Regions from separate parts of the Homo sapiens genome. Here regions 1 and 3 are each linked to region 2. Evidence: read pairs that join two places in POLR2A ChIA-PET (ENCODE). Cell type or tissue: CD4-positive, alpha-beta T cell. All regions are shown on one strand. Links, peaks and the distances in the headings refer to the core of each region. The heading gives the core; the rest is flanking DNA.

Region 1 (5,505 bases), core at 1-4,000, 170 kb before region 2:
ATTACAGGCGTGAGCCACCATGCCTGGCCAATGCAAAGTATCTTGATACACTGCTCCTTGCAAATCACTGATACTCAAAAGGCTTTCTTTGTATATCTACTAGCCATAGAGTTTGCAAAACCAGATGTATGTTTGTTTGTGTGTGCATGTGTGTGTGTCCCATTTTTCACATTCAAATTATTATTATTGAGATGTAGTCTCACTTTGATGCCCAGGCTAGAGTGCAGTGGCATGATCTTGGCTCACTGCAACCTCTGCCTCCCAGTTCAAGTGATTCCCGTGCCTCAGCCTCCCAAGTAGCTGAGATTACAGGTGACCGCCACCATACCCAGCTAATTTTTGTATTTTTAGTAGAGACCGGGTTTCACTATGTTGGCCAGGCTGGTCTTGAACTCCTGACCTCAGGTGATCTGCCCACCTCAGCCTCCCAAAGTGCTGGGATTACAGGCATGAGCCACTGCGCCCAGCCTGCTTTTCTTTAGTGTTACCTATATCACTTTCGGATGCTCAAATCAAAATCTTTGGGTCATCCTTGCAGAACTGCCAAACAGAACTTTTTCTTGTTTTCTTTTTCTTTTTTTTTTTTTTTTTGCAACAGGGTCTCACTCTGTTACTCAGGCTGGAGTGCAGTGGCACAATCATGGCTCACTGCAGCCTTGACTTCCTAGACTCAAGTGATCCTCCTGCCTGAGCCTCCCAAGTAGCTAGGACTACAGGCATGCACCAACACGCCTGGCTAGTTTTTTTGTAGCGGTGGGGGTCTCCCTATGTTGCCCAGGCTGGTCTCAATCTCCTGTCCTCAAGGGATCCGACTGCCTTGGCCTCCCAAAGTGCTAGGATTACAGGCATGAGCAACTTGCACTTGGCCTCCAATAGATCTTGAGTTCTTCAGTTTCACTCTGCACCCTACTGCCTGGCACAGTGTCTAGCACACAGTAAATGTTCAATAGATACTTTTTTTCTTTTTGAGACAGGGTCTCACTCTGTCACCCAGGCTCAACTGTAATAGCGAGATCACAGCTCACTGCAGCCTGGACCTCTCAGGCTCAAGCAATCCTCCCACCTCAACCTCCAGGGTAGCTGGTATTACAGGAGTGAGCCACTATGCCTGGCCTAAATGTGCTTTTTTAAAAAAAGTAATCAAGAGCACCCTCCCTCAATTTGGATTTGCCCTTACAGATAAACTCCCCTTACCTCCCTCCACGTTGAGAATCACTGCTAAGTCGTGAACAAGTGACAAGCCTCCATGATACCCTGTTAGGATTAACTAGCAAGAAACAGAGGCTCGGAAGGATGTCAAAAGGAAAACTAGGGCCAGGCGCGGTGGCTCACGCATTTAATCCCAGCGCTTTGGGAGGCGGAGGCGGGCGGATCACCTGAGGTCAGGAGTTCGAGACCAACCTGACCAACATGGTGAAATCCCGTCTCTACTAAAAATACAAAATGAGCTGGGCGTGGTGGCGCATGCCTGTAAGCCCAGCTACTCGGGAGGCTGAGGCAACAGAATCGCTTGAACCTGGGAAGTGGAAGTTGCAGTGAACCAAGTTCAAGCCACTGCACTCCAGCCTGGGCGTCCGAATGAGACTGTCTCAAAAAACAAAAAAGGAAAACTAGGAAAAATTGAGTATTTTTAAAAATAGCAAGGATAGACAAAAGAGCATTTACCTTTGTAACAGGTGTGCTACTTTACGCTGCAGTTTCTTTCTCCTCTTTTTGAAAGGGTCTTGCTATGTCACCCATCCTCCCAGAGTATTCACAGGCGTGATCATAGCTCACTGCAGCCTCGACCTCCAGGGCTCAAGCAATCCTCCTGCCCTAGCCTCCTGAGTAGCTGGGACCACAGGCATGAGCCATCGCCCCAGCTACCATAGTTTCTAACACAACCTGGGTGTCTCCCACTTCTGACCTCCCTCCTCGGGGAGAACAAAATGATTGTCTCCCAGTGGAGAGTCCCTAGACATAACCACCATGATAGAAGAAAGAGGGCTGGGGAAGGAAACATTTTGAGGGCTGATGCAATGGAACCCTTTAAAACGTAAAGAACTTTAGTAGGTAAGCCTCAATTAGGAAGTTTCTCACAAGCACTCAGTCCATTCCACTCTCTTCTGGAACCCGAGCTAGAGACGCCCTCAGCAGCCAGTTTAGCGGCGGCCCTCGCCGCCAAGAACGGACTTTCAGCCTCGGGCCCTAGTTTCCGCCCTGGGATCTCTGTTCCGGGCCAGAATGCTCCACGCATGAAAGTCAGCGCTGGGGCCGGAGAAGAGATTGGCGGGGACGGAAGCTGCAGTTCAGGGGAAAGCCCGATGGCGGGCTCCAGTTTCTGTAGCCACTAAGGAGTGAACTACTGGGAGGAGAGCCCGAGACGCGTGCGGCCGCTGTGGGGCGCGCGCGAGGCACTCGGACCGCCGGCCTGCTGCGCTCCCGCTCACGTGACCGCCGCCCGGCGACAGTCAGCGTCTGCCCCGCCCCCTGCCGCGAGCTTTGCCGTGGTTACGCAACTGGCACCTGGGCGGCTGCGCGGGGCGGGGCATTGGCGCTGGGCGGGGAGGAGCGAGGCGTTGATGCGAGGCGGGACGGAGCGTTGGCGCTGGGCGGGACGGCGACCGAGAATCCTGGTTTTAAACATTTTTTGCTGTGTCATTTGCCATTTCCTCCCCGCTAGTGGGCAGGGGGAGGCTCTTCGGAGTTGGATCTTGACTTTGCCATTTTCCAGTTCTGTAGTCTCGGACAATACGTTTAACTTCTCTAAGCCTCAGTTTACGAATCTAAAAATTGGTTTATCTTTGTTGTGAGGATTAAAGGAAATGTGGAGTTTCATCGCAGATTCATTCAACAGTGCTCAGATTAAATAGAGCAGAGTGGGGCCAGCCCCCATTCCGAGCGAGTGTAAGATGGGGAGACTATGTTCTCTTGGTCCCAGTTCTGAGCCCTTCGTTTGTATCTTGTGACGCTGACAGCGATTCTACTGTTTTATGTCTTAAACTAGATTGTAGTGTTTTAAGATACTTCCTTTCTGTATGACATGATCCATCTGAAAGGCCATCAAGCACTTTAGGCACTCAACCGAAGAAACAATTCCCTTCCATGCTAGCATACAAGTCTATCCCCAAAGTGGAAAAAAAAAAAATACGGCCTCAAAAAATCTGTACATTCAATCAAGATTCAAAAAATTTGTGAAGCGAGGTCAGCAGATTCTCCTACAACTGCTAAAGTGACAACGAAGATATGTGGTTAATGAAAATGGCAGGCCGGGCGCGGTGGCTCACGCCTGGAATCCCAGCACTTTGGGAGGCCGAGGTGGGTGGTCCACCTGAGGTCAGGAATTCGAGACCATCCTGGCTAAAACAGCGAAAACCCGTCTCTACTAAAAATGCAAAAATTAGCCGGGCGTGGTGACGGACGCCTGTAATCCCAGCTACTCAGGAGGCTGAGGCAAGAGTATCACTTGAACCCAGGAGGCGGAGGTTGCAGTGAGCCGAGATTGCACCATTGCACTCCAGCTTGGGCAACAAGAGCGAAACTCCGTCTCAAAAAAAAAGAAAAAAGAAAATAGAAAGGCCACTAAACATTACCGAAAGACAAAAACCAGAAATATGTGTCTGGGCCAGGTGCAAGTGGCTCAGGCCTATAATCCCAGCCCTTTGGGAGGGCAAGACCAGAAGCTAATCCTCTTGAGGCCAGGAGTTGTAGGCTGCAGTGAGATATGATTGCACCACTGCACTCCAGCCTGGACAACAGAGCAAGACCCTGCCTCTATATATTAAAAAGAAAGAAAACCAAAAAGAAATATGTGCCTTACAATGGCAAGACGTGGCAAAAAAAGAGAAGAAAAAAACTCTTCATCTCAAGTCATAGTTCAAACCTCCTACTAGAGAAGTCAGCCTTTGGATGGAAAGATTTCAAAACCAGCCAAGGATGGCATAATGATTTTAGAAGCCCATTTAAACCTCAAAAACACACAAACTATTGGTGAGATGTGTCTGTAGAGGAACAGACAGCACAACCCACTCAGAGCTATTAGAAAGGTTTATTGGCATAGGCCAGGCACGGTGGCTCACGCCTGTAATCCCAGCACTTTGGGAGGCCAAGGCAGGTGGATCATGAGGTCAGGAGTTCGAGACCAGCCTGGCCAACATGGTGAAATGCCGTCTCTACTAATAATACAAAAATTAGCCGGGCATGGTGATGGGCACTATAATCCCGGCTACTCGGAGGCTGAGGCAGAAGAATTGCTTGAACCCAGGAGGCAAAGGTTGCAGTGAGTCAAGATCGTGCCACTGCACTGCAGCCTGGACAACAGCGCAAGACTCCATCTCAAAAAAAAGAAAAATTACTGGTGAAAAGGCCATCTTCCAGAATACCATGAGGTTAGTGGTTGCTATCTTCTGGGGAAAGATGCCCAACTGCATTTAATATTTCCAAACTAGAAACACAAGGCCCTGGTTTGAAAGCAACTCATGATCTTCTGAATGCTATTCCCCTCCACCCTTTGCCCTTGCCCCCAAGTGCAGGGGCAGTGTAGTTCTACAGGGCTGTCATTCTACAAATCCTGGTGCCCTTTAAAAAAAAAAACAAAACAAACAAACAAAAAACGGCGGTACGGTGGCTCACACCTGTAATCCCAGCCTTTGGGAGGCTGAGATGGGCAGAGCACTTGAGGTCAGGAGTTCAAGACAGCCTGGCCAACACAGTGAAACCCCATCTCTATTAAAAATACAAAAATTAGCCAGGCATGGTGGCACACCCCTGTAATCCCAGCTACTCGGGAGGCTGAGACAGAATTGCTTGAACCTGGGAGGGAGAGTTTGCAGTGAGCAGAGATTGAGCCACTTTACTCCAGCCGCGGCTGCAGAGCGAGACTGTCAAAAAAAACAAACAAACAAAAACCTGCCTGTGCTCTAGCAATCAAATGCAAAGTCCTGGGTGACTGTAGTACTTTCCCTGATTCAGTTTCAAATATCTTCATTCTAGAAGTCAAGCAGGACCTCAAAGAGAAAAAATCTGGCTTTGTGCTGCAGGACACAACAATACCACACTGATGTACCACACACTTTATGAATGTGCTCATAAAGGCGCTGAATGAAGGTTTCCTGTCCCAACATGACTCCATCCTTCACTCTGCTGATCTAAGCATTATTTGCTGTTTCAAAGCCACATACATTAGGCTGAGATTCTCCCTTGACTCCCAGAGCCATGGATGCTGACCCTAATCTTAATGTGGTAAAGATCTGGAAGTCCTTCCATATTGCTAGTTGCATCATTTCTATTTAAACAGGCAATGGGAGGCCAGGTGTGGTGTCTCACGCCTGTAATCCCAGCACTTTGGGAGGCTGCAGATCTCTTGAGTCCAAGAGTTCAAGACCAGCCTGGGCAACATGGCAAGACCTCATCTCTGCAGAAAATTAGCTGAACGTGGTGGTGTGCACCTGTAGTCCCAGCTACTCAGGAGGTGCAGGCAGGAGGATCACCTGTGCCTGGGAAAGTTGAGGCTGCAGTGAGCCATGC
Region 2 (7,079 bases), core at 1,492-5,491:
CACATTGGCCAGGCTGGTCTCGAACTCCTGACCTCAGGTGATCCACCTGCCTTGGCCTCCCAAAGTGCTGGGATTATAGGCGTGAGCCACTGTGCTCAGCTTCATTCTGGCACTTAATCAATCAATCCTTGCAGAAGGTTGCTACCTAAGAATATCTTTCAACAAGATTATAGACCCAGTCTCAGGTATCCCACAGAGCTATGCAGTAATTGCCTCGCAAGAAATACTTGCTAAATAAATAAATAATTCAGATTTCTATCCATTCATCTTCTCTCTTCAACTGGAATGCAAGCTTCAGAAGGGTAAGCTCCATGCCTGGTGCTTTTCTTGTATTCCCAGACCATAAGAAGGGTAGTAAAGAGCCACTTAATAAGTGCTTCTTTTTCTTTTTCTTTGAGATGGTGTCTCACACTGTCACCCAGGCTGGAGTGCAGTGGCGCGACCTCGGCTCACTGCAACCTCCGCCTCCCTTTTTTTTTTTTTTAAATTATACTTTAAGTTCTGGGATACATGAGCTTTTGTTTGTTTTATTTATTTATTTATTTTTTTTTTTGAGACAGAGTCTCACTCTGTTGCCCAGGCTGGAATGCAGTGGTGCAATCTCGGCTCACTGCAACCTCCTGCCTCCCAGGTTCAAGTGATTCTCCTGCCTCAGCCTCCCGAGTAGCTGGGATTACAGGCGCCTGCCACCGCGCCCGGCTAATTTTTGTATTTTTAGCAGAGACGGGGTTTTGCCATCTTGGCCAGGCTGGTCTTGAACTCCTGACCTCATGATCCACCCACCTCGGCCTCCCAAAGTGCTGAGAACAGGCATGAGAGGCATGAGCCACCATGACTGGCCCTGTTTTTCGTTTTTGTCTTGTTTTTTGAGATGGAGTCTCGCTCTGTCGCCCAGACTGGAATGCAGTGGCTCGAACTCAACTCACTGCAACCTCAGCCTCACCCTTCCAAGCAGCTGGGACTACAGGCGCCCGCCACCACACCCGGCTAATTTTTTGTATTTTTAGTAGAGACGGGGTTTCACCATGTTAGCCAGGATGGTCTCCATCTCCTGACCTCATGATCCGCCCACCTCAGCCTCCCAAAGTGCTGGGATTACAGGCATGAGCCACCGTGCCCAGCCCTGTTTGTATTTTTAACAGAGACAGGATTCTGCCATATCGGTTTCACCTCCTGCCCTCAGGTGATCCACCTGCCTTGGCCTTCCAAAGTGCTGGGATTACAGGCATGAGCCACCGCACCCAGCCAAGTGCTTCTTTTTCATCACTTTGATTGATACTCTTTAGTTCCACTGCAGATGAAAGCAGGGAAAAGTCAGCCAGTTTTCTCCATATCACAGAGTGATCCAAAAGGTTAAACCACAGGCCCCAAATAACTTAGCTCAGTTTACCCACATACCACTGTCAGCATGTCAGGACTCAGGCTGCCTCCTCTGATTGTAAATTAACTCTGCCACTTTTGTGTGAACGGTTCTCTCTGCTGTGTTCCTAGCAGTTTGCCATGTGTCTCTGGGAAAAAGACACGTTCTCCCTTAGCTAACTTGAATAGATTAGCATATGCTGCACATAGGGAAGAAAAGGGCATGCTAATTTAACATGTTCACTCTCCACTTGTACCAGACTTCACACTTTCCCATAATCTCACTTTATTCCCACAACAGAGAGGGGCAGTATTGTCTCCATTTTTAAAAGAGAAAGTTGGCTAGGTGCGGTGGCTCAAGCCTGTAATCCCAGCACCTTGGGAGGTCAAGGCGGGCGGATCACGAGGTCAGGAGATCGAGATCATCCTGGCTAACACAGTGAAATCCCATCTCTACTAAAAATACAAAAAAGTTAGCCGGGCATGGTGGCGGGCGCCTGTAGTCCCAGCTACTGAGGAGGCTGAGGCAGGAGAATGGCGTGAACCCAGGAGGCAGAGCTTGCACTCAGCTGAGATCACGCCACTGCACTCCAGCCTGGGTGACAGAGCAAGACTCCGTCTCAAAAAAAAAAAAAAAAAGAGAAAGCTGAAGCCCTAAAACAAAAGTGACCTGATCAAGGTGACATGAGAATTAACAGCTACTACACTGGTGGAGACCGGCTGGAAATCAGGTTTCCTATTCTGAATAGGATGCTCTTTTGCTTAAAATGAAAAATAGTGGGCTTTACAGATCCCTTATCTCCAAAGGAGAGCTGGTTTGCTTGTTCACTGGTTACTTCTGCAAGTTGGCATTTAATTATCACTGTTTTCTTGTTCAACTGAATGGTTATTGGATCACAAAATGAGCCCTGCCCACCCATTCTCAAATTCAAACCTTTGCCCACGCTTCTCTGAGGGCTATTCAAGCCAGCAACCCACCTCTCTAACATTGGGCATGTCCAGCAGTTCTCCAAACACGTAGACACCAGGGGCCTCCAGCACCTGATGGATGAGTGTGGCCAGCGCTGCCCCCTTGGCCGACTTGGCTAGGAGCAGAAATTGCTCCTGGTTCTGCCCTGTCACCTTCACTTCCGCACTCATCACTGCACTGAGTGTGGGGGACTTGGGCTCAGGATGTCCAGAGCTGCAAGGAAAGAGGATGTGAAGCTAGAGGTCCCCGATGGCTGGTCGGATGGGAAGCACAAGGCTGAGGGACTGGATTGTAAAGGCACTAAGTCGGTTCTGCGGTGAGGAATCAGACATGGAGCGGTCTAAAATTCTGATCTAGGAATCCTAAAGTCAGCCACTTCGCAAGGCTGCCACACCCACCCCCTCCCCTGGGCCTAACCCCAAGCCCCATCACGTGCACCCCATTGAACCCCAAGACACAGGATGCAAAGGAGAAATGGGTGTCGCATGGTGTCCACCCTGACGACGCTCCCTCAGCTCTCCATTGCTGCCCCGCACGCGCCCACAACCACGTGACCTCACCCCCATTGAAGCTTACACGTGGCTCCGCCCCCTCCCTTAAAGACACCGCCCAGCGACCGTGGGCTCCCGCCGACTGCTTCGTCGTACCCTGGGTCAGGCTCTGCGGGCCGCTACCTGGAAGCTTCGACCTCCAGCGCACCGGGCGGGGCCGCCGCTCCGTCACCTCCGGCAGCTGTTCCAAGCCTTTCCTGCCACCTCCCTGAAGAGTCGCTCTGGCCACTAAACTCTATGGCGGGCTTCCGGCCGTACTTCCGCTCTAAGGACGCAAATTTCGGCAGGACATGCCCCACCCCCGCGTTCCGACCGCTGAAGCTCCAGTGAGGGACGCAGGCATTCTACTCTTCGATTGGTCGCTGGGGGAAGAATGACGGGCGCCTTTTTAAATGCTTTATTTCAATAAAACTTTATTAGTGGAAGAGCGCCAGCTATTAACTACAGACGTCTCTGGTGGGTCCCTGGTCCCGGCCCATTCTGTGTCTGTTCTAAGCCGCTGGAGAGCTGGAGATCAGGACTGCACTGGGTACCTGAGGCAAGAGAAAAGCTGTAACGGAAGGAGTGAAGAAGAGGGAAAAAAACGGGATGAGGAAACAAGGGGCAGAGAGGAAGCAAACAAAAATCAATAATAGAAGTTTAGCAGCAGAGATCACCTAGGTGGTTCAACCACTCACTTTTTTGAAGAGCAGGAGAAAAGAAGCGAGAAAAATAAAAGAGAGAATAAAGCTAACATGTATTGAGTGCTTACTATTGGTCAGACATCTTTTAAAATTTTATTCCGTTGAATCCTCACAAATATTCCCCTGTGACTTCAGGACACCCTCTACCATGATTACTACATATGTATTAATACTTGTAGAATGATGCTTTCAGTACATGGACTCTTAATTTCTTGGGGAGGAAAAAACCCTATGTGGTTCTCATTTTACAGAAAAGGAAATTGAGGCTCATAAAAATCCAAGGATTTATCTGGAGCTTTTCAAACTCAAAACCATCTTTCTACTTCAATATGATACTTTAATAAAAACAAAAACAACTAACATTTCTATAGTGTTTTATATTTCACAACAGGCTTGCAGAAGGTCAAGTGAGGGTAAAGTTAATGACATCTTGGCCTTTGTGTTAAGCCATGAGCATTACTTAATTCATCTGATACAACGATCTAGTAATTGTTATCTCCACTTTCCAGATGGAAAAACTGAACTCAGGAAAATTAAGAAACTTGTAAGTAATGGAAAGACAAGAAAGTGAAAAAGAGAAAGATAAAGAGAAATAGGACTCGTAGTCTGTTAGGGCTAAAGGAACTGCAGATGCAGTTTATGGTCCGCATATTTTGGTTTGTGATAGAAAATAAGCAGAAACACAGAAAGGAAAGAGAAAGGAGGAAGAGGAGAAGAAGAAATGAATGGAAAAGGTGAAACAAAAGTGAGTAGAAGGAATCAAAGGCATAATAAAATATTCAGAGTTTGAAGGAAGCAAGGAATTAATGAGTCCAAACATTATTATTATTATTTTGCATCCACCCCTCCCCGCCCCAAGCTTATCTTTTTTTTTTTTTTTTAATTTGAGACGGAGTCTCGCTCTGTCGCCCAGGCTGGAGTGCAGTGGCGCGATCTCGGCTCACTGCAAGCTTCGCCTCCCGGGTTCACGCCATTCTCTGGCCTCAGCCTCCCGAATAGCTGGGACTACAGGCGCCCGCCACTACGCCCGGCTAATTTTTGTATTTTTAGTAGAGACGGGGTTTCACCGTGTTAGCCAGGATGGTCTCGATCTCCTGACCTCGTGATCCGCCCGCCTCAGACTCCCAAAGTGCTGGGATTACAGGCGTAAACCACTGCGCCCGGCCAAGCTTATCATTTTTAGAGAGAAGGGAAAAACATGTAAGATGAAGGGATGAGAAAATAACCCGTATTTGTTCTATTTTGCGCCAAGTGCTTTATTTGTTCATTTTTTACTTTTTTTTTTTTTTTTTTTTTTTTTTTTTTAGAGGCATGGTTTCACTCTGTTGCCCAGGGTGGCGTGCAGTGATGCGATCACAGCTCACTGCAGCCTCGATTGTTCAAATTTTTATCTTATTTATTTTTTTTTGAGACAGTCTTGCTCTATGGCCCAGGCTGGAGTGCAGCGGCACAATCTCGGCTCATTGCAACCTCCACCTCCCAGGTTCAAGCGGTTCTCCTGCCTCAGCCTCCCAAGTAGCTGGGATTACAGGGACGCGCCACCATGCCCGGCTAATTTTTGTATTTTTAGTAGAGCTGTGGTTTCACCATGCTAGCCAGGATGGTCTCGATCTCCTGATCTCGTGATCCACCGGCCTCTGTCTCCCAAAGTGCTGGGATTACAGGCGCGAGCCGCCGCACCCGGCCGATTGTTCAAATTTTTATTCGATCTTTGCAACCCTATGAGGTGCATATTAGTGTCTCAATTCACCTGTGAGGACACTTAGGAATACAGAAGTTAAATAGTTTGTTGAAGGTTACCGGTCTGTGATGAAACTGAGATCTAAATGCAAGTTTGTCTGATTCCAACACTGTATTGAGAAAGATAAGCGAGCTGGGCGTGGTGGCTCAGGACTGTAATCCCAGCACTTTGGGAGGCTAAGGTAGGCGGATCGCTTGAGGCCAGGAGTTCGAGACCAGACTGGCCGACATGGTGAAACCTCATCTCTACTAAAAAAATAATAATTAGCAGAGCGTGGTGGCAGACCCCTGTAATCCGAGCTACTCAGGAGGCTAAGGCAGGAGAATTGCTTGAACCCTGAGGAAGGAGAAGGGGACAGAGGTTGCAGTGAGCCAAGATCCTGTCTCTGCACTTCCGCCTGGGCAACGGAGCAAGACTCCGTCTCAAAAAAAAAAAAAAAAAAAGAAAGAAAGAAAGAAATGAGCCAGACAGAGTGGCTCATGCTTGTAATCCCAGCACTTTGGGAGGTCAAGGCAGGTGGCTCACTTGAGGTCTTGAGATCAGGAGTTTGAGACCAGCCTGGCCAACATGATAAAATCTCATCTCTACCAAAAATACAAAAATTAGCCGGGTGTGGTGGCGCATGCCTGTAATCCCAGCTCCTCGGAAGGCTGAAACAGGAGTATCTCTTGAATCCAGGAGGCAGAGGTTGCAGTGAGCCAAGATTGTGCCATTGCACTCCAGCCTGGGTGACAGAGCAAGATTCTGTCTCAAAAATAAATAAATAAATAACATTTAAAAAAAGAAAGAGAAGCAGGAAAAAAGCAGAAAGGAAAGAGCGACAGAGAAGAGAGCACAAAGAAAGAGATAACCTGAGATTTACTCCTGATTTGGTCTTAAACCAGCTGTGACCTTAAAGCAAATCAAGCCATTTTGTGGTATCTCCTCTTCCATATCCGCCAAGAGAGATTAGATGTTAAGGCCAATTTGGGTTCTGATGTCTTATGGTTCTATAGGAGAAAAAGGAGTGAGAGGAGAATATGAGAGAACAATGAGTAAGGAGATAAAAGAGAGTTTGGAGAAAGACAGGAGAGGAAATGGACTAAAGAAGTAGGATTAGAGAGAGAAGAGGAGGAGCAGGAGGAAATGTGAGAAAGATAAGAAAAAGGAGTAGAAATGGGAAAAGAAGAGGAGAAAGTGGGAAGAAAAATAAAGGTGTCCCAAGAAGAGGATGGGAACTAAGTAAATATAAGCAAAGTCCTGGAGGTAACATTCATTCATTCGTTACTAAGTGGCAGTTATATACAAGGGTATGTGCCAGGTGCTGTTTTTCATGCTAATTATAGAAAAGATGCACTGAAATAAAGCTAGAAAAGCTGACTGACATCCAAAGAGTCAAACATGTAAGAAAATATTTATCATTGAGTCAAAAGATATTATTGTTCTAGCTCCTGGAGAGGTAGACAAAATCCCTGCCTTCTTGCTACTTGTATTCTTGTGGTAGAATTCAGGCCTTAAATAATTACAAGGTGATAAATATGAAGAAAAACAAAAACAAGGTAAGGGGGATGGGGAATGCAGGAGACATTTGTTATTTAAGGTCCTTAGGAGGGCCTCCCTGACAAGGTGATAAGGAGCCAGTTGGATGGATTTGTATGGGAATTTCACAAGCAGAGCAAACTACCAGTGCAAAGGCCCCGTGATGGGGACATACTAGATGTGTCTGAAGAGCACCAAGGAGGCCTTGTGGCTGGACCTGATTGAGAAAGGGGAGAGGAGGCAAGGTAGAGCGAGAG
Region 3 (7,079 bases), core at 2,645-6,644, 210 kb before region 2:
AGGATGTTTTTGTTTGGTTGGTTTTGGTTGGGATGTTTTTTTAAGAGCGTCATATAGATATTTATATATATAAATTATTAGTGTGGGGAAGGGGCAAGGGGCATACATTGCAGAGGGGGCGCGCACACAGGGATCGGGGAGGGGCAGGGGTGGCACACGATGCTACGCAAAACAGCCACATCTAACAGATGAAATAATCACACCAACGGGGCAGGGGAGGGGCGGCGGCCACAGGGGTTGGGCATGGGGGAGGAGAAAAGCAGGGGGGACAAGGAAGAGAGACCTGGTCCAAGATTCTGTGCGCTTTCTGTCCCCATCCTCGCCACCTCCCCACCTCTGCACACCACATCGGGCCTTGGCCTTCTGTCTGTCCCTCCCTCCCCCACTCTCTGTCCAGCTGCGGAGGCCCTGCAACTGAGCAGCACCCTCTTGGCTCTGGGTGGCAGGCCAAGGGCACGGTGGGGGGAGGGTGGGGGTGCTCCAAGGTCCAATGTAGGAGCCATGGTGCTCTCTTGATCGCAGGTTCTACAGTGGCTTGTCGCTTTCCTTCTTCAGGTGACTAGGGAAGGGGCAGTGCATAGCAGAGAGGTAAGAGACTTGAGACCAACTCTGACCTTGCCCCCTCTTACCGAAGGGGTTGGGAGAGGAGGGGTTCCCTCCCCCAGGAGCACGGTGCCCAGCCGTACCATGCCCACAGCTCCTCCCAGGCTCGCTGAGCCCATGTCCCCTGGGCTGGGGCACCCTAGGGTACCTGTAGTAGTCCTCCTGGGCAGGCAGCGGCACACTGTGCAGCGGGTGATGGGCATGCAGCCACTGCTGCTGTTCCAGCGCCAAGCGCTGCAGCTCAGCTGACTGTGCGTGCATGGCCTGCAGCTGATGAGCTGCTGACATCGGGGCAGAAAGGGAGGCCGGCAGGTCCCGGTAAGGGGCAGCTGTGAGCAGGAAGGGCAAGGGGCATATGACCAACGGATAACAAGTACCTGCTCTGGACCAGGGGATAGCCAGCTCCTTTACATACAAAGGTAATGAACTAAAAAGTGAGGTAACACACCCAGTTCTGTAAGTTGCCAGTGGTAGGGTGGAATTGGGATTCGAACCTCTTAGGCTGACACTAAAACTCGTGCTTCTCTTGGGCAGAGCTCCAGCTCTCCTATTCCCATGCCCAGCTCCTCTAGGCACCTCCTCATCCCTCCCCAAGCCCAACTAGGCCCATCCCCCCACCCAAATACCTCCTTTCTGCCCTTTTCTCATTGGAGCTGCCTACCCCAACTTCCATCCTTACCAAAGAGCTGGTGACGAAGAACTTCGTTCTCGTGCAGAGGGTGAGGAAGCAGGGGGTTAGGGAGAGTTCCAGCTGGGTAGGGGATCCGGGTAAGGTGAGACCCTGAGGCCAGGGGGTCAATGAGAGGGTGCACCGAGGCAGAGGCTGGAGGGCAGAGAAGAGGAAGGTGTCACCAGAAGGCAGGTTTGGGGCAAACCATGCATTTGGGTGAAGGGATCCAAGCCTGGGAACTGAGTCAGACAAACACAAGGAGGTCCAAAGTGGAACAAAGGCAGAGTGGAAGAACTAGAGGCCTGGCAGGGGTGGACAGGCTGAGCCCTACTGGAGGAGGGACATATGGATGACACAGGACAGGAGATTACAGTCATCAGAAGGGTCTGAGGGGAAGGACAGAGAGAGGTAGACTGCGTGAAGAAGGTGGAAGATGATAGAAGTTTAGAAAATAAGACAAGAAGAGGCCGGGCACAGTGGCTCAAGCCTATAATCTCAGCACTTTGGGAGGCTGAGGCAGGCAGCTCACCTGAGGTGAGGAGTTCAAGACCAGCCTGGCCAAGATGGTGAAACCCTGTTTCTACAAAAAATACAAAAAAATTAGCCAGGCAGGGTGGCACACGCCTATAGTCCCAGCTCCTCGGGAGGCTGAGGCAGGAGAATCGCTTGAACCTGGGAGGTGGAAGCTGCAGTGAGCCGAGATCGCGCCACTGCACTCCAGTCTGGGCAAAAGAAAAAAAGGAAGCCGGGTGCGGTGGCTCACGCTTGTAATTCCAGCACTTTGGGAGGCCAAGGCGGGTGGATCACAAGGTCAAGAGATCAAGACTATCCTGGCCAACATGGTGAAACCCCGTGTCTACTAAAAATACAAAAATTAGCTGTACTTGGTGGCACACGCCTGCAGTCCCAGCTACTCGGGCAGGCAGTGCCTGCTGAGGCAGAAGAATCACTTGAACCCCAGAGGCGGAGGTTGCAGTAAGCCGAGATCGCGCCACTGCACTCCAGCTTGGTGACAGGGCGAGACTCCGTCTCAAAAACCAAAAAATGGTGAAAGGATAGTAAGTAAAGCTCATTATCGCCTATGACACCCAAACCCAAAGCTACAGGGCCCTTTCTAGAAAGTTACAGATCTAGAGATGGGGAAAAACATGAAAGACCTCGCAGAGGGAGAAGAGGAGAAAATGGCAAAAAATGAGTTGAATCCAGAGAAATCAGAAGATAGGTTTGTGGGTTGGGCACGGTGGCTCACGCCTGTAATCTCAGGACTTTGGGAGGCCGAGGTGGGTGGATCGCTTTGAGCTCAGGAATTTGAGACCAGCCATGGCCAACATGGCGAAACCCCGTCTCTACCAAAAATACAAAAAGTAGCCAGGTATGGTGACACACGCCTGTAATCCCAGCTACTCCAGAGGCTGAGGTAGGAGGATCACTTGAGACCGGGAAGTCGAGGCTGCAGTGAGCTGTGATTGCGCCACTACACTCCAGCCTGGGTGGCAGAGCCAGACCATGTCTCAAAAAAATAAATAAGAAGACAGGTTTGTGAAGGGCTTGGGAGAATGGGGCTGTGAGAATAGAAAAGTGTCCTTCAAAAGCTCCCGTGTGGGCCTCTGTCATGGGAAGGATACTAGACTATGGAGAGAACTGGGCTGTGGGGCATACAGGCTTTGTGGCCAGGGAAGGCCATGAGAAGACAAGGCTGAGAGAACGTCAGGGAGGCAAAGTTCAGGGCAGCAATCTCAGGAAAGGTTCATGCCAGGCCAGGGGAGGAAAGTCTTGGCCATAGGAATGAAAGAGCCCAGTCATGATAGGGGGAAGGTGGCCCCAAAGGGCCAGGGCAAGGAAGGAGGGGTCTCACCTGCATGGATAGCATCTTGCTGGTGCAGGTGCAGGTGCGAGTGGATGTGGGAGTGCTGGTGGTGATGGGGAGTCACATTGAGCATCTGCAGCCGGGCCAGTGGGTCATTGCCCAGGGCCGCCACCCTTTCTGCGTGCTGCCTCTCAGCTGCCAGCCGCTCAGCATAGGACATGTCAGGCCGCAGGGCTGGCCCAGCTGCCAGCGCTAGACGTTCTCGCTCCAGGGGCCCCAGGCTCGGATGAAAGGGGAAAGGGTGCAGGCCAGGTGGGCCAGGCTGCAGAGCCAGGCCCCCATGTCGGGGAAAGGGATCCAAGCCCGGCCCAGGGACCCCATGTAGGGGTTCCAGCTCACTAGGCTTCACCTCAAAGCCAGGCTTGAGGCGGTCACGGAGGTCTCGTTCACGGGCTTCCCGTTCCCTCTCCCGGGCAGCTGGATCACTGCTGTACAGGGCCGGGACATTGTAACCCAGGAGCCCCGGGTCCACTGCCCCCAGGGGCACGTAGAATGGATGGTTGCGATTGCCAGGAGACATGACATGAGGCCGGGCATATTCACTGAGAGTGCGCAAGGCTGGAGTGTCAGGACCCAGGTAGGGGGGCACTGTAGCCACCGCACTGCCCGGTTCAAATGGAGGGCGATGGGGCACTGGGCCCAGAGATGGGCATTCCACCGGAGCACGGCCCTCCTGAGCCAACTTCTGTGGGATACAGGGAAAAGTGGAGTCAAAGCGGCAGTTATGAAAAGAGGTGGCTGGTTTTAAGCTGCCCATTTGTTTCGACAGCCGAATGCCAAAATGCCTCAACTCATTGAAACTCTGCCCACCTGGAACTTAACTGCGGCCCCCGCTCCCGAATATTTGCCCTTCTTGGGATCCACAGGTAGTCCCATCTGAGCATGCCTTTTCCCAACCCAGGAATGCAGATGGCTCTCGCTGAAAACCTTTTGGGCTCCATTTCCTGGGCTGCAGTGGTACCTCCCCTCCGACAGGTGGCGACGTGACTCGCCCGCCCACCCAGCCACAGCCCCGCAGCGTAGCGTAGCGCAGCGCAGCGCAGAGGGAAGGAAGGAAAGAGGGAAAGAAGGCGGTGGCGCAGGCAGTGACGCACTCACCACGCTGCGTTCAAGCTCGCGCTCCTTCTCGCGCTCGCGCTCTTTCTCGCGTTCCCGCTCGCGCTCGCGCTCCTTTTCTTCGCGCGCGCGCTGCTCGGCCTCGCGCCGCACCTTCTCCACCAGGTCGGCCCGCTTCTTGGCCAGCTTGGAGCCCTCCAGTGGCACGAAGTACAGGTCGCTGCGCGCGCACGAGTTGAAGCCGCGATCCAGGTGTTTGTTGAACCTGCCGGGCGTGGAAGCAGCGGGCGCTCAGGCGGTGCGAGCTGCCCGATGGAGCCCGCAGCGCCGCGGCCCCGGCGAGTGCTTGTAGCCCCCGCCTCAAAACCACCCCTGCAGGCTGTGAGCTGCTGCGGGCCTCACTGGCCACTAGGCCTGGACGGAGGAGAGGGGCGTGCTTTTCTAAAACACTACACCAGCGCAAGGCCCCTCCCTGCTACTCCCTCTCTCGTCGCCGCCTTGTCGTCGTCCCCTTTCCAGGCCCACCTCCGCCCCACCTGGCCGCTCACCTGGCAGACTGACTGGCATGGCTGGGTACATCTACCACCTTGGGAGGGGGCGAGGGGCTGCGGGCTGGGGGCACCGGGCTCTCGGGGGTCTCATACTCCTCAGCCGGCTCCTGTTTGATCTGCGTGGCGCTCAGGGGCGGCCCTGAGGCAGGGGCCGCAGGTGGTGGTGGCAGCGATGGCAGGCCTGAGGGCCCCGCAGGTGGCAGGGGCCCAGGTCCCACGGTGGGCGAGCCCGGCTTGAAGGTCCCTGGGCCTGCAGGTGGCGAGGTTCCTCGATAGCCCGGTGGGGTCCCCGTTCGGAAGGAGGGAGGCGACCCGGGTTTGTATCCGGGTGGGGTGGCTGTCTTGTAGGCCCCCGGGGACGGGGCTCTCTTTCCGTACGGTGGGGGCCCAGGTGGGGAGGCCGTTTTGTAGCCTGCTGGCGAGGAAGCCACGGTGGCAATGACCGTGGAAAGGGTAGCCGAAGAGGTGGTGACCGTAGGCACCGGTGGGAAAGGGTAGGGCGCCCCTTGAGGGCCCTGGGAAGGGGAGGGGTGTGAACATGGGTAGGACCCTTGAGAAGTGGAAGAGGAAGAGTTGGAAGAGGAAGAGACTGGAGGGCCATTGGGGCCTGCTTGGCTGTAGGACACCTGGCTGTGAGGTGGGGGCAGGTGTGCTGGCCCTGGTGGGTAGGGCCTCAGAGACCCCAGGGAGGGAGACATGGCGTAAGGGTGTGCGTGGTGGGAGCTACCGCCCTCCAGTGGGTGGGGAAATGCTCCAGGAGGAGGGGGCCCAGAGTTTCCGTGATGCTGCTGCTGCTGCTGCTGCTGCTGCTGCTGCTGCTGCTGCTGCTGTTGCTGTTGCTGGTGGTGATGGTGATGTGTTGAGACTGGTGGGTGGGCGGTGGACTGGGCCCCAGTAGAGGGAGGGAAGGGGCCTGGATGGGCATTGCTGTTGGCTAAGAGGCGGCCATAGGGAGGAGGTGGTGGGGGACCCTGGCTCCACACAGCCTGGGATGGGAGAGAAGGCTGAGTATACTTGGGGGGCTGATTGGAGACAGAGAGGCTTGTTGGGGGAGGGAAAGAGTGGGGGTAGCTGGGCAATGCCTGGGAAGCTGGGAAGGGGGAGGCAGAGGAAGAGGAGGAAGAACTGGAAGAGGAGGCTGCTGCAGAGCTACTACTAGAGGATGAATAAGGAAACCTCATGGGGGGCGCTGGAGCAGAAGAGGAAGCAGGAGGCAGAGAGTGGGGTGAAGGAGCCAGAGTTGGGCCCTTCTCTGGGCCAGGAGGAAGTCCACCCATACCCTGTCCCATGGCGTGGGGAGAGGGCAGATGACCAGGTAGTGGTTGGGCCCCCAGGCCAGGGGGAGAGGCTGATGCATTGTTGAGGGGTCTCAGGGCAGGTGGGGGAGGCAGGTTCGGTGTCACATGGGGGAAGTTGGCTGGTGGTGGAGCAGAAGGTAGGTTCCCACCACCCACTGGAGTGGTAGGCGGCTTTGTTGGGGGAGCACCACTAGCCCCAGAGCTTGATACTGAAATGGGAGTAGTGGGTGGGGGGTGCTGCTTACCCCCATTAGGGCCCCCCACTGATGAGGCAGCCCCTCCCCCCTTGGGACCCATTGGGGGTCCAGACAAAACTCCACCAGTGCCCCCAGGATAGAGCTGTGGGTGAGGGGGAGGGGCCCCAGGAGGAGCCTGGAACATTCGAGATGTGGGGGGCTCCATGGGAGCATGATATCCAGTGGGTGTCACAGAAGGATGGGGTTCAAAGCTAGCCTCTGGCTGTCGAGGGGTGCTGTCTGGCGGTTGAGGGGAAGGAGGAAAGAGTGGAGGTGGGTGGTAGGGGCGGGCTGGGCCCTGGGACAGGCCAGAAGATGAGTCAGAGTCATTCTCCACACTTCCAGGGCTGTAGATACTGGGGGACGTGCTTCGGTTGTCCTGGTCGATATCCCTAGGGTCGCTGCTGCCATCATCATTAAGGCTCCGCCCGTCCAAGCTATCCAGATCGGAGGGAGACTGTGGCCGAGGGAGTTCCTGCTGTAGAAAAGGGAAGACTCATTTTTTCTCTTTTCCTTTCCTGCTTCCCTGAGATTTGGGGCTCTCTTGCATAAAATCATTTCCCCTCACAGCACACTGTTGTACTGTGATGTGGTGAGTACTCTTGCTCAAGCCCACCTCTTACCATCTGGGGATTTCTCACTTTCCTCACATTCTTGGCTGCTCCCTAGCAGCCAGTCTTGTTTCCCGCCTGTAAAACCCTATTCCTTCCTCAAGGATCCATCTCAAGCACCTTGTCTCTACCCACAGCTGACTCCAACTCCCTGTCTTCCACCATCTCATAACCACCACTTTAACCA

What was found. ChIA-PET counts read pairs that join two places held together with the same protein. Peaks named below come from ENCODE experiments on the same cell type or tissue, not always from the same donor. Only the 100,000 strongest peaks of a DNase experiment are listed, where the experiment ranks them.
Region 1: POLR2A ChIA-PET joins it to region 2 with 11 read pairs; 7 of 35 experiments call an interaction of 5 or more read pairs at or near these places.
Region 3: POLR2A ChIA-PET joins it to region 2 with 11 read pairs; 11 of 35 experiments call an interaction of 5 or more read pairs at or near these places.

Annotation. Positions count from the first base shown.
Region 1 is chr12:6,888,168-6,893,672 of GRCh38, reverse strand. It overlaps LOC105369632 (a long non-coding RNA gene), which reads left to right and starts at 4,315. Exons shown (of 4, transcript NR_135083.1): 1 at 4,315-4,367. RefSeq lists an enhancer at 1,489-2,036 and a silencer at 2,304-2,593. In CD4-positive, alpha-beta T cell, for the core only: CTCF peaks have their summits at 2,156 and 2,361; a DNase peak (open chromatin) is centred at 2,442; H3K4me3 peaks cover 1,258 bases; H3K27ac peaks cover 1,338 bases.
Region 2 is chr12:6,720,077-6,727,155 of GRCh38, reverse strand. It overlaps COPS7A (COP9 signalosome subunit 7A), which reads right to left and starts at 3,110. Exons shown (of 8, transcript NM_001164094.2): 1 at 2,977-3,110; 2 at 2,338-2,542. The coding sequence starts at 2,499. RefSeq lists enhancers at 2,456-2,675, 2,806-2,945, 2,976-3,185. In CD4-positive, alpha-beta T cell, for the core only: no CTCF peak of the experiment used is centred there; a DNase peak (open chromatin) is centred at 3,065; H3K4me3 peaks cover 1,667 bases; H3K27ac peaks cover 1,394 bases.
Region 3 is chr12:6,935,227-6,942,305 of GRCh38, reverse strand. ATN1 (atrophin 1) reads right to left here. Exons shown (of 10, transcript NM_001940.4): 5 at 4,745-6,759; 6 at 4,239-4,461; 7 at 3,129-3,825; 8 at 1,283-1,426; 9 at 752-932; 10 at 1-559. The coding sequence ends at 526. Among named protein-coding and RNA genes, the nearest start is that of RNU7-1, 5.0 kb to the left of the region's middle. RefSeq lists a silencer at 4,708-4,777. In CD4-positive, alpha-beta T cell, for the core only: CTCF peaks have their summits at 3,893 and 4,103 (motif pointing right); DNase peaks (open chromatin) are centred at 3,315, 3,365, 4,255 and 5,485; H3K4me3 peaks cover 1,877 bases; H3K27ac peaks cover 2,691 bases.